Regions from separate parts of the Homo sapiens genome. Here region 2 is linked to region 1. A link is an interaction called in ENCODE POLR2A ChIA-PET data of the cell type or tissue named here. Cell type or tissue: Panc1. All regions are shown on one strand. Links, peaks and the distances in the headings refer to the core of each region. The heading gives the core; the rest is flanking DNA.

Region 1 (6,059 bases), core at 486-5,485:
ATGTAAATTACGGTGGAAGAAGGGGACCACAGGTCTTAGCACCCCAAATCAGGAAGGGATGATAACTAGCTCTTGCCAGATGTCTAGAAATGTTCTGTAGGTGGATCATACAGACATGCTACTAAACAAAAGGCATTGAAAAATGGCAGGTGGATTACTGAAATGTAATTCTTAATAGCATGAAATTCAGGTTAAACAATTTAGCTAAAAATGCAGGGGAGGGGGAAGAGTCACCTCTTTACTTGATATCTGGTGGGGTGAAAATACACCCAATTAGATGTGTCCATATAATTTTCACATCAAACATCCTGTGCTCCCAAAGGCAACTAATGGCACAGCTTGCTATGGATTTTCCCAAGTTTTCAAGAACAGTGACAGCCCTCTTCAACAAAGCCACTTAACATAACACAAGGTTAAAGTGGGAACCGCAAACACTTGCTTTTCTTAATTTACACCTTTCATTTACTTCCCCAGAAATGTCATAAAGGAACCATAGAATTTCTGATGTACTGTCAATAGATGGTTCCTTTCAAGAACAGCATTTAGAAAGAAAATGTGAATAATCCTACAAGGTAATCTGGAGCTATAACTTAAAACAAATAATAATTAGCATTTTGGGAGAAGAAAGATGATTTTGGTCTGGGTCTCTCACTTTAACAACAACAACAAAAAGACTAGTTCAGGTGTGGTGTTTCACGCATGTAATCCCAGCACTTTGGGAGGCAAAGGCAAAAGGATCACTTGAGGCCAGGAGTTCGAAACCAGCCTAGGCAATAGGGTAAGACCCTGTCTCTACAAAAAATAAAAAAGTTAGCCAGGCATGGTAATTCACACCTATAGTCCCAGCTGCTCAGGAGGCTGATGCTGGAGGATTGCTTGAGTCCAGGAGCTAAAGGTTGCAGTGAGCTATGATCAAGTCAGTATATCCCAGCCTGGGTGACAGAGCAAGATCCTGTCTTTTTTTTTTTTTTTTTTTTTTGAGATGGAGTCTTGCTCTGTTGCCTACGCTGGAGTGCAGTGGCGTGATTTCGGCTCACTACAACCTTCGCCTCCTGGGTTTAAGTGATTCTCCTGCCTCAGCCTCCCCAGTAGCTGGGATTACAGGCACGTGCCACCACGCCTGGCTAATTTTTGTATTTTTAGTAGAGACAGGGTTTCACCATGTTGGCCAGGTGTGTCTCGAACTCCTGACCTCAGGTGATCAACTCGCCTCAGCCTCCCAGAGTGCTAGGATTACAGGCCCCGGCTGTAAGATCCTGTCTTTAAAAACAAAATGAAACAAACAAACAAACAAAAAACTATTAGGTAAGTGGAAAACTAGGATTTTGACAAATGCAAATGCAATGACTTCACATTATCTCTTTCACTAACCAGGTAGGATCTAAACCCATGCTGCACCACAGCAAACAAAATTCAGCTCACAGGGAGCTATTCTCTGCACCACAGACCTTTCACAGCTTGAGAAGCTACTAGCTTTTACATCATCATGTCTGTGCAGCTTTAATCTTTTCTCTTTTTTTGAAGAATACCCTAGTAAACCAGAAAGATATTTTTTAAACACATAAAGTAATTGGCAACATTAAAAAAAATACATTTGCAAATTGGGTTGCCATTCATTTAAAGATACTCTTTTTTTCTTTTTTCTTTTTTTTTTGGACACAGAGTTTCGCTCTTGTCGCCCAGGCTGGAGTGCAATGGCACGATCTCAGCTCACTGTAAACTCCACCTCCCAGGTTCAAGCGATTCTCCTGCCTCAGCCTCCAGGAGAGCTCGGATTACAGGTGCCCATCACCACTCCCGGCTAATTTTTGTATTTTTAGTAGAGATAGGGTTTCACCATGTTGGCCAGGCTGGTCTCGAACTCCTGACCTCAGGTGATCTGCCCGCCTCTGCCTCCCAAAGTGCTGGGATTACAGGCATAAGCCACCATTACCCCGCCCATTTAAAGTATTCTTTTCAGGCTGGGCACTGTGGCTTATACCTGTAATCCCAGCATGCTTTGGGAGACTAAGGTGAGAAGATTGCTTCAGCCCAGGAGATCAAGGTTACAGTGAGTTATGATCTGGACAACAGAGCCAGACCCTGTCTCTAAATAAATAAATAAATAAATACTTTCCTATATCTGAGTCTATTCTTTAGTTGCTCAATGAACACATTAAAGCTGAGCTTCTCAGCTTTGGCACTGTTGATGTTTTTGATAATTCTTTGGGAGGGTGAGGGGTTGCCCTAGCAGCATCCCTGCCCTGTGCCCATGAGATGATGACAGAAGTACCCCCTGCCCAGCTGTTACAACCAACACTGTATCCAGATGTCTCCTGGGGAACAAAATTGCCCCAGCTGAAAACTACTGAGGTAAAGGCAACTGGTATGAAAATCTGCCTATGGCGTGGAGGCCCCAGCTTTAAAGTTTATTTGGATCACTGTAGTAGTCAGTAGCAACATTAAAACCATCCCATTCAAATCCAAATACTCAACCGAGATCAGGAAACCCAGCAAAATATGGTGCTGGTGTCAATGTGTGATGAGCCCCGCAGTGATGAGTGTGCAGCCGTCAGCAGTGTGCCAAGGTCCCGCACAGTCCGACAACTCTTTTAAATGTCCCTAATATTTATAAATGTATGAAGTGACAGGATTGACATTAGCAAGATTAATATGTTGCTAATTGACATTAGCAAGATATGGAAGGAGGGGTTCCCATATGTGTTTACGTCTTGTTAAAATCACACAGCTTTAGTAATCTGCTAATCATAATAGCCCAGTCACTCAAGAAAACTCTAACCACCCCCTTTTTGGACAACGGGAAGAGGGGTGTGGGCTGGTGGTAGCAAACTGGCAAAACAATGATATTTTTATCTCTGATCTCTTTAAAGAAATAATCCAAATACAAAATAATAAAGAGTCCATCTAATTCACAAATCCAGAATGTTCTGCATAAAGTAAGTCCAAGTATCTAAAAGATCCAAGATGACGTCTGTGCTCCAGGAAGAAAGGTGCCAGCTTCAACACCCTGGCTGACCTTTGGTGTGTTAGTCAGCCTGCGACCGCCCCAGAAACCACCCAGAGGTGACCAGCTACAGCCAGCTCACCAGCGGCCGACACCAGAGTCAACAGCAGCACCGGATGTGGAATGGACAAACCCCAGACCCAGCACACGACCCTGGTGCCTCTCTTACAGAGCAGAGAAATGCTATAACGTATCATCATTCCTGGGGTGTGGTCTGTTTTCTGGACGCTGCGCCAGCAACTCGCACATGGAGTCGTCCAGGCCGCAAGGATGGGCGGCAGGCAGCAGGGCCAGGCAGTCCGGTGTGGTGAGTCACACTGAGGCCCGCAGGTTGGGAAGCAAATAAAAAAGGAGATCGGGAAGCAGCTCTGCAGGGCGGAGCCAAGAATGTCTTGTGACCTTTGTTTTTTTTTTTTTCTTAAAGACGGGGTCTCACAGTCGCCCAGGCTGGAGTGCAGTGGTGCAATCACAGCTCACTGCAGCCGCAAACCCCTGGGCTCAAGCGATCCTCCCGCCTCAGCCTCCTGAGTAGCTGGAGCTATAGGAGCACACCACCACCCCCAGCTAATTTTTTTGATTTTTTTTTTTTTTTTTTTTTTTTTTTTTTGGTAGAGACCGGGTCTTGCTTTGTTGCCCAGCCTAGTCTGAAACTTCTGGGCTCAAGTGATCCTTCTGCCTCAGCCTCCCAAAGTGCCGGAATTACGGAGTGAGCCACCCTTTTAAATCCAAACACTTTGGTGATCATGAAAATTTAGGCTTTCAGAGTTGACCATCACCAAGATGATAATTCAACATTTCTTTCTCTGGAGGACCCAAGCAGGACAGGGAACAGAGCTTATGAATTCCACCTGTGGTCAACGAGTTGTAGACTGGAAAGACACCTGCTTGAGAAGTGAGGTGGACCACACAGGATGTCTGAGTGCCGATCACCTTTATGTTTCTCTCTATCTCTCTCTCTGTCTCTCTCTCTCTCTCTCTCTCACACACACACACACACACACACACACACACGACCTGGCCCTGCCCTAGGTACACATGGCTGGCCACCAGCACCTAACTAGGGTCCACTTCCATTCCTGGGGACATGAACAGCATAGTTGCTCTAGCTCAGGGGCTGGGAGCATCACTTGGCACTTAACACCTGAATTTATTAAGAAACCTCAAAACCATGGTCTTCACATTTTTACCTGGACAGCAGAAAAGGTCTCAGGCCCAGTGCCATCACAATCATGATGTATGGAGACTCGTGCTGCTTCTTTTTTCATTTCTTCCCAAAAGGCAGGCAAGAAACAACAGATTGCTTGCTACAGATCGAGGCAAGAACCAATACACAACAGCCCGAGTCACCTGTGTGCACCACAAATAAAAACTTCTCATATTCCACTGCCAGTTTCCCAAGCATGCACAAGATTTTGGGTTGGCTCTTTTTATTTAAGTAGTTTAAAAGCAACTGATTGGCTGGGTGTAGTGGCTCACGCCTGTAATCCCAGCACTTTGGGAGGCCAAGGCAGGACGCTCACCTGAGGTCAGGAGTTCGAGACCAGCCTGGCCAACATGGTGAAGCCCGGTCTCTACTAAAAATACAAAAATTAGCTGGAGGCGGTGGCACACGCCTGTAATCCCAGCTACTCAGGAGGCTGAGGCTGGAGAATCGCTTGAACCCGGGAGGCGCAAGTTGCAGTGAGGCGAGATCCCACCACCGTACTCCAGCCTGGGTGACAGAGCAAAACTCCATCTCAAAAGAAATAAAAAATAAAGGCCAGGCGCGGTGACTCACGCCAGTAATCCCTCCCTTTGGAAGGCTGAGGCGGGAGGATCACAAGGTCAGGAGATCTACACCATCCTGGCTAACACGGTGAAACCCCGTCTCTGCTAAAAATACAAAAAATTAGTCGGGCGTGGTGGCGGGTGCCTGTAGTCCCAGCTACTCTGGAGGCTGAGGCAGGAGAATGGTGTGAATCCAGGAGGCAGAGGTGCAGTGAGCCGAGATCGTGCCACTGCACTCCAGCCTGGGCGACAGAGCAAGACTCCGTCTCAAAAAATAAATAAACTAATTAATTAATTAAAATAAAATTAAAAATTTTTAAAAAGCAAGTGATTAAAAAGCTCTTCCACCTCCCTTATTAAAACAGTAATTTATTAAAACAATCATTCTCCTTGGAGAGTACTGCTGAAGCAGAGTGCACCCACAATTCCACTTACTCCAGCATCCACAGTCCCAGCCAGCCCCTGACCTGGAGGAATCCACTCATGGGGGGTGGGGGGGAGTCCTCCAAGGATCTGCACCAATGTGACCTGCCTGATAGTGTCTGTCACATTGATAGTGACCTGCCTGATAGTGTCCCTCCATTGACAGGGTCTCTATTGTGCTAGGCCTATGAGCCTAGGGGCAGCCAACTCACACACAACTCGCCCTGCCATGTCAGCTCTCAGCTTGGTTGCAGTCCAGGCACCAGGAAGGCTTGGTCCCGTGCCCAGTCCCAACACTGATAACATTCCCTACAGCTGCTGCCCAGAACGGAAAAGGTAAAAGATTCCTCCCTCCTGAGTGTGAACTTGGGGAGAGAGGTGGCGGGGGGACGGGGTGAGAATAAAGACGAGAAAAGGAGGGGTTTCCTGAAATTCCCCTGGAGTTCCTTTTAGCACCAAGGGAATCGGTACCATATCTTCATGTCTGTTCTGGGATCTCAGAGACAGACTCTCAAGCTTCTCTTGCTCCAGTGGACCCTCAAAGCAAAAACTCTCCCATGTCCTCCTGCAGCATTTAACCCTCTGCTTGCCAACACAGCAGTCACAAGGTATTAAAAAGGAGGAAGCACTCCATCTGAAGTCCTGGGCTAACCCAGCAAACATTCTACCACTAAATAGAACATGGCTCATTTCTACTCAAAAAGTCAACTGGGGGTTTCTACATTCTGTCTTCTTGTAGCAAAGCGGGTAGGGAGGCAGGGTGGAAGGAAGCAAGAGAACAGTGAGTTCCAGAAGGCCAAGCCTAGGGCGACATCTGAGCTAAGATTCCATCAAAAACCCTTCCATTTGCTAAGTGAAAGAAGTC
Region 2 (6,059 bases), core at 440-5,439, 480 kb before region 1:
AGAGGAGGAAGATGAGGCCCAGCATGGTGAAGTGGCTTGTGTAAGGACATGGACACATTGGGGCAGGGGAGGGACTCAGGCTCAAGTCTCCTGGCTCTGACGCCGATCACCTATGCCTGGCTCAGAGGGATTCTGTGCAGCTTCCCTGCTCTAAAGCCCAGAGCTGGCCACTCAGACCCTACCCAGCTAAGGGCTGAGCTGCAGCTTCGTGTGACAGTGGCAGGCAGAGATGGGACAGGGGCAATGGGCAGAAAGAGAAGAGTCCCATTTGTTACATCCGGAGAATTTCCATTTTAAAGACATTGGTTCTTAAACCTCAATGTGCATAAGAATTGTCTGGGGAACTTGATAAAAATACAGATCCCTGGGGCCCACCCGCAGAGGTTTGGCGTCCATGGGTCTGAGGTGGGCTGGGAACACAACACACATCTTCCTCCAGTGCCCAGGCGACTCTGCCCTTGGCCACGCTTTGGTTATACCAAGCTCTCTTGGGTGTGAAGCTTCTGGCTGAGGAGACTCAGGGCCTATCTTTGCTCCTGTGCAATTTGTTGAGTCTCTCTGTGCCTCAGTTTCCCCAATTATAAAAGTAAGAATTCCCTTTCCCAATTCCAATGTTTTATTCAAGGAACTTTGGCTGCTCAGGAAGAATATGGCATTTGCAATGATTACTCCGCAGGTGAGACTTGGTGAGAAATATCTGTACAAATGGCTCATCCCAGGGACTTGGTGCAAACAGATGGTGGTGGAGGGGAGCTTTGAAGGTTAGGGAGTGAGGCCATCCAAGACAAGGAGACTGGGTAAAAATTCTGCATATGATAATGCTCTTGGAAGCCCTTTTAAAAGGCAAGCGAAGGCTGGGCACGGTGGCTCACGCCGGTAATCCCAGCACTTTGGGAGGCCAGGGCGGGTGGATCACTTAAGGTCAGGAGTTTGACACCAGCCTGGCCAGGATGGTGAAACCCTGTCTCTGCTAAGAATACAAAAATTAGCTGGGCGTGGTGGCAGTTGCCTGTAATCCCAGCTACTCAGGAGGCTGAGTCAGGAGAATCGCTTTAACCTGGCAGGCAGAGGTTGCATTGAGCCAAGATTGCGCCATTGCACTCCAGCCTGGGCAACAGAGCGAGACTCCGTCTAAGAAAAAAAAAAAATTAAGACAAGCAAGTGGACAAAACCAAAGCACAGCTGAGCGTGGGGCCGCCTCATAAGCACAAGCCCCCATGTTTCCCTTTTTGGTCAGTCAGCCCCAGCAAATAGCCCAGGGCTTCAGGAAGGTAACTCCCCCGCTAGGCATCAGCACCACCTCTGCTGAAGCTGTGCTCACTCCTGCGCTTTCCGTGGCATCAGATGTGAGCCACTGCGGGTATCTGAGTTGATTGAGATGGTGCCTAGCCAGGATGTGAAGTAACAGCATTAGAATAAAACAGAAAACACAGCGTGAGAAAGTCTTTCTTTTCTCAGGTTGACTGTCAAGCCTTCCAATCCCACCAGGGGGAAGGACTGGCGGGTGCTGGTGTCTCTATCCTCTGCCTCCTGCTGATCTTTCCTCTAAGGAGGATAAAGCCGCTTCAGGCTCAGACCTTTAGCATGTCAACAGCAGCCAGCTAGAATTCAATGACATCACTTCGCTTTCTTTGTAGTAATGACAATTTCCTTTAGAACTAAATCAATTTAGGTAGAGAAAAGGTGAGTCTTTAACAAAAGTATTAAGAAACTAATTTGGGCTTTGGCAGAATTTCTGAAGATGGCTTCATTCATGACTGAAGTTTTGAAAACACTGAACGAACTGGTTTGCTAGCCGGCAAGACTCGATCCTTGTGGTGTCGGAAAGCAAAGGGAAAGCAAAGCTTCGGGGCTATTGAGGGAACGTCCAGATGGGAGCGACTTTGTCTCCTGCTGGAAGCTGGAGTCTCAGGCTGCTGCCCATTTTGACACCTTTGATACCACACAAAACGGTCTTGTTTGTCTTTGGGCAGTGCCAGGCATGATGATCTCAACCACAGTGCTTGTGAGCATAGAACTAGGCGTTGGGCAGACCTTGAATCCCAGAGCTGTAACCTCCCAGAGGTGCCATCTTGAGTAGATGATTTAACTGCTCTATGCTTAGTTTCTTGTCTGTAAAATGAGAATGACATTGGTCCCTAACTCATAGGGTTTGAGAGAAGCTTAAATGAGATAATAAACATAAAGCATGCCACATCTGGCAAATGTAAAGACTTCATACGTGGTTGCTGCTACTATTAATTATTACGATTACTCTTACTACTCCTATTATTAATAGCCACTGTTGTCAGTGAGTTTGTTCTGTTTTCTCAGAGTGCCGGAAGAGCCGACTAAGGAGAACTTACTCAGCATCAACTTTTCCTGGAACTTGTTTGCGGGTCACAGGCATGGCGCACCAACCCCCTCCCCGCCAACCATTTTTCCTGGGATCGTTGCCAAGTCCTAAGCCAGGAAACCTTGTTATATTAATTATGAAGAAAAAGCATGTTTTATTTAAAATCCCGGCTGCCAAATATTCTGCCATGCTGTTTCTCTGTGACAGCAGAATTGCTCTTGCATTTAGGAAACTCTAATGAATTTAAAATATAAATATACCCGTGCCTGTATACACATGTGATTTCCTGCGACCTGATTTCCCTAAATACCAGTGTACACCGCTAAAGGTAATGAGTTGGATTTGTGCTTCAGATCAGTTAAAAAAAAATCTATGAGAATTTGCAGTGAAAATCAGTCCCTCCCCTTTCCCTAAGACCGTGTAGATGGCAGTAAGAGGGAGGAATGCCTCTTCAGTCTCTCCTAGGCCCGAAAGAGACTGGCATTCTGGAGGCTTTGAAAAGAGTGGCTCCCATCTTCCTGTCCAAGACCTTGTTTGGTCCTGGAGCCCATGCAGGTGTGGATGCTTGAATTAATCGGATGCTGAGCCTGGTCACTTGCCCATCCCAAACTTGGTCCGATAAGTCAATATCCACAGCATTTCTGAGCAATAACCAGAGAAGTGCAGTAAGGCAGAACCAGGCAGACAATGCACATTGGTCAAGAGGAAGAGTTCTAGATAGTATGGGGGCCAGGCATGATGCTTCACACCTGTCATCTCAGCACTTTGAGAGGCCAAGGCTAGAGGATCACTTAAGGTCAGGAGTTCAACACCAGCTTTGTGCAAAATAGCAAAAACCAGTCTCTACAAAAAAAAAAAAAAAAAAAAGAATAAAAGAATCAAAGAAAGAGAGAGGAGCAGGATCTGGGAAACTCAAGCTTCTTTTTTCTTTCTTTCTTTTTTTTTTTAAACTTTTTTTGAGATGGAGTCTTGCTCTGTTGCCAAGGCAGGATGCAATGGCACCTTCTCTGCTCATTGCAATCTCTACCTCCTGGGTTCAAGTGACGCTTCTGCCTCAGCCTCCCAAGTAGCTGAGACTACAGACATGTACCACCACACCCGCTTAATTTAAAAAAAATTTTTTTTGATAGAGACAGAGTCTTGCTATGTTGCTAGTCTCAAACTCCTGGCCTCAAGCAATCCTCCCACCTTGGACTCCCAAAGTGCTGGGATTACAGGCATGAGCTACCATGCCTGGCCTCAAACTTCATCTAATAACAGCAGCGGTGGCTACCCCTCTCCATGGTGCCAGCCAAGAATGTGAACCCAATGCTACTCAAATGTCTGATTTTCAAGAAAAGCTGGGAATCTGTATCTTTAATGGGAAATGTTCTGTGTTCCGATTTTCAAATGTGGCCAAGCAATTAAAATAAAACTAAAATACTCTTGGAGTCAATCTTCTATCCACCAAGTTAAACTTGAGCTGTGAGCAGAGTGTATTTCAAGCTGCCAATTTGCAACTTCTGACCTATGCAAACTGTTTTGTGGCTCTATCCCTGGGAAGATTCTAGAGTTCTAGGGTTTTAAAAGCCCAGAAATGTAAACATTGTTTTAATTGAAAGCACCTCCTTTGCAGGGGAGAGGAGAAGCCTTTGTCTTTCTTCTTTCTAGGGATGGGCTGAGATAAGCAGGCAAGCTTGACAAACATTGTCCTCTGGTTTCTGGGCTTGGAGAGGCCAAATTCCATTATGGCTGAGCCCAGCTGGGCCCCAAATCACTCTAAGAATCCTAGCAAGAAGAGATTTCTAAGACAGTCCACGCCTTATTTACAGTTAAGCAGGCCTCCTGTGATGAATGTGGAGTCAGACAGACCTGGCCCCAATCCTGGCCAGAAAGTCATTTTAACATCTCTGGGTTTGTATCTCATCCATAAAACAGGGATAATGATATGAGGTTGTGCTGGACAGGTGCTCAAAAATGATATGTTAGGAAAACCAAACCTCGAGTAGAACAGCAAGGCACAATGAATGATGCCCTGGAGTTCACAGCAATGATTTTTGACCCATATCTCTTGGGCTAGTGGATATCAGAATAAAAATCTCCATGACAGATGATCCCAAAGAACAGTCCTCATTTGCTACATGATCTGAATTCATGGGAGAGTACCTGGGTGTCTTTCCAATGAATAGTGACCACAGATCCTATAGCTGCCTTTCTTTGGAGTTTCAGAGACACGTGGAGTCCATTACACTCCACCCAGCAAACATGTGCCTGGTCTAAGAGGCCTTTCCCTACAGGAAAAGCCATGTCCCTGAAGCTGTACGAACCAAAGAAATCTCATCCTCACCCAGGGCCCCAGACAGGAGACTGGCTACACGGAAACCAGTCTGTAATCCAGAGCTCAGCTCTGCCACTCATCAGCTGTATGACTTGGGACAGGCCCAGTTTTCCAGCTTCGTTTCTGTAAAATGGGAGCATAGTAGGAATTACTTCTTGGGGTCCTTCCAGAGATGAACCAATTCATGGAAAGTTCAGGGGCTAGCACTCAGGACTTCTCATTAAATGGTAGCAGTTAGTTATGACTTTTAGCTGTGTGGGGCTGGAGAGGCCACCCAGCCCAGCTGGCTATGTGGCTTCTTTACCCCCATGACGCCCCAAACTCTCCAAAGCATCTGAACGACTTGGCCACTTTCCCCTGATGTCTGTATGCCAGCCTGTGGAACACAAGCCGCCTTCCCGACCACCTGTCTGGCACACATCTGGGGTAAGAAAGCATTCCAAAGCCCCGAATCCTCTCTTTGGAATTGACTAAGCTCATTGCCTGAAGGCTAACTCTCATATTTTCTCTTTTATCCATTATTGACTTATAATTTCATTGCTAACCCTAAAAATTCAATGGGGTTTGCAAAAAAGGGATTTTTCGGGACCATTATCCTTTTGTGAACTTCAAACATACCGTGTCAACGTTTCTCCTTGCCCGCAAAGTTTAGGATCTAATTCTTTCCGACTGGTATGTTCTCTGGGCCCCGCGTGGGCCTCCGATGATTTCTCCTGCCTTTCTCTAGACCTGTGGTATTTCTGCTGTGTCTCGGCCTCAGACACCAACAAGCCATCAAATGATGTAGGGGCTTGACAACAATTTGTAATTACAACCACCACACACACACAAGTCATGATTTGAAAAGAAAACCCTTTCAGAAGTGAGTCACTTGGCAACTTAATACAGAGCTAAGATAGGTGTCTGAGCACAGTTGACGGAAAAGAAAGGAGAAGCTATTGTTTTAAAAACATGCTAATCAGAAAACTGTAACTTAATCTGCTTCATTCAGGAAACGCTCTATGGAGTGAAATGGGGAACAAAATGCAAAGGTACTTAATAAGACAGAGAGGTTATGACTGTTATTTTAGTTCTTATCCTCTGCCCACTTTCTACCACCCCTCCCGAACAAGGCGGAGCATTCTCTGATTTTTATGGAGAAGTTGTGTTCATTCTTGACATTTTAAGGGAGTAGAGCTCACATTTATTTGCAAGCCACATACATGACCTCGTTTACTTGTGGCCCTCCCCAAATCTATGAGAGGTTAGCACTTGATTTGCAGAAGACAACACTGAGGCTCAGAGAGATTATGTTCCTTGCCCAACATTCCACAGCTAGAATGTGGCAAAGCTGAGATTCGAACCCTGGCTCCAAAGCCCACATTCATGCCTCAGACCACAACCAGCACGGAACTCCAAGGAGACTCT

The links. Peaks named below come from ENCODE experiments on the same cell type or tissue, not always from the same donor. Only the 100,000 strongest peaks of a DNase experiment are listed, where the experiment ranks them.
Region 2: POLR2A ChIA-PET joins it to region 1 with 13 read pairs; 2 of 35 experiments call an interaction of 5 or more read pairs at or near these places.

The regions. Positions count from the first base shown.
Region 1 is chr10:113,071,056-113,077,114 of GRCh38, reverse strand. The region is part of intron 5 of TCF7L2 (transcription factor 7 like 2); the gene reads right to left. Among named protein-coding and RNA genes, the nearest start is that of SNORA87, 29 kb to the right of the region's middle. RefSeq lists enhancers at 272-865, 2,176-2,945. In Panc1, for the core only: no CTCF peak of the experiment used is centred there; a DNase peak (open chromatin) is centred at 3,254; H3K4me3 peaks cover 591 bases; H3K27ac peaks cover 5,000 bases.
Region 2 is chr10:113,553,948-113,560,006 of GRCh38, reverse strand. All of the region lies in intron 1 of HABP2 (hyaluronan binding protein 2), which reads right to left. Among named protein-coding and RNA genes, the nearest start is that of HABP2, 3.9 kb to the right of the region's middle. RefSeq lists a silencer at 303-597 and enhancers at 1,119-1,799, 1,800-2,480. In Panc1, for the core only: a CTCF peak has its summit at 4,078; no DNase peak of the experiment used is centred there; H3K27me3 peaks cover 684 bases.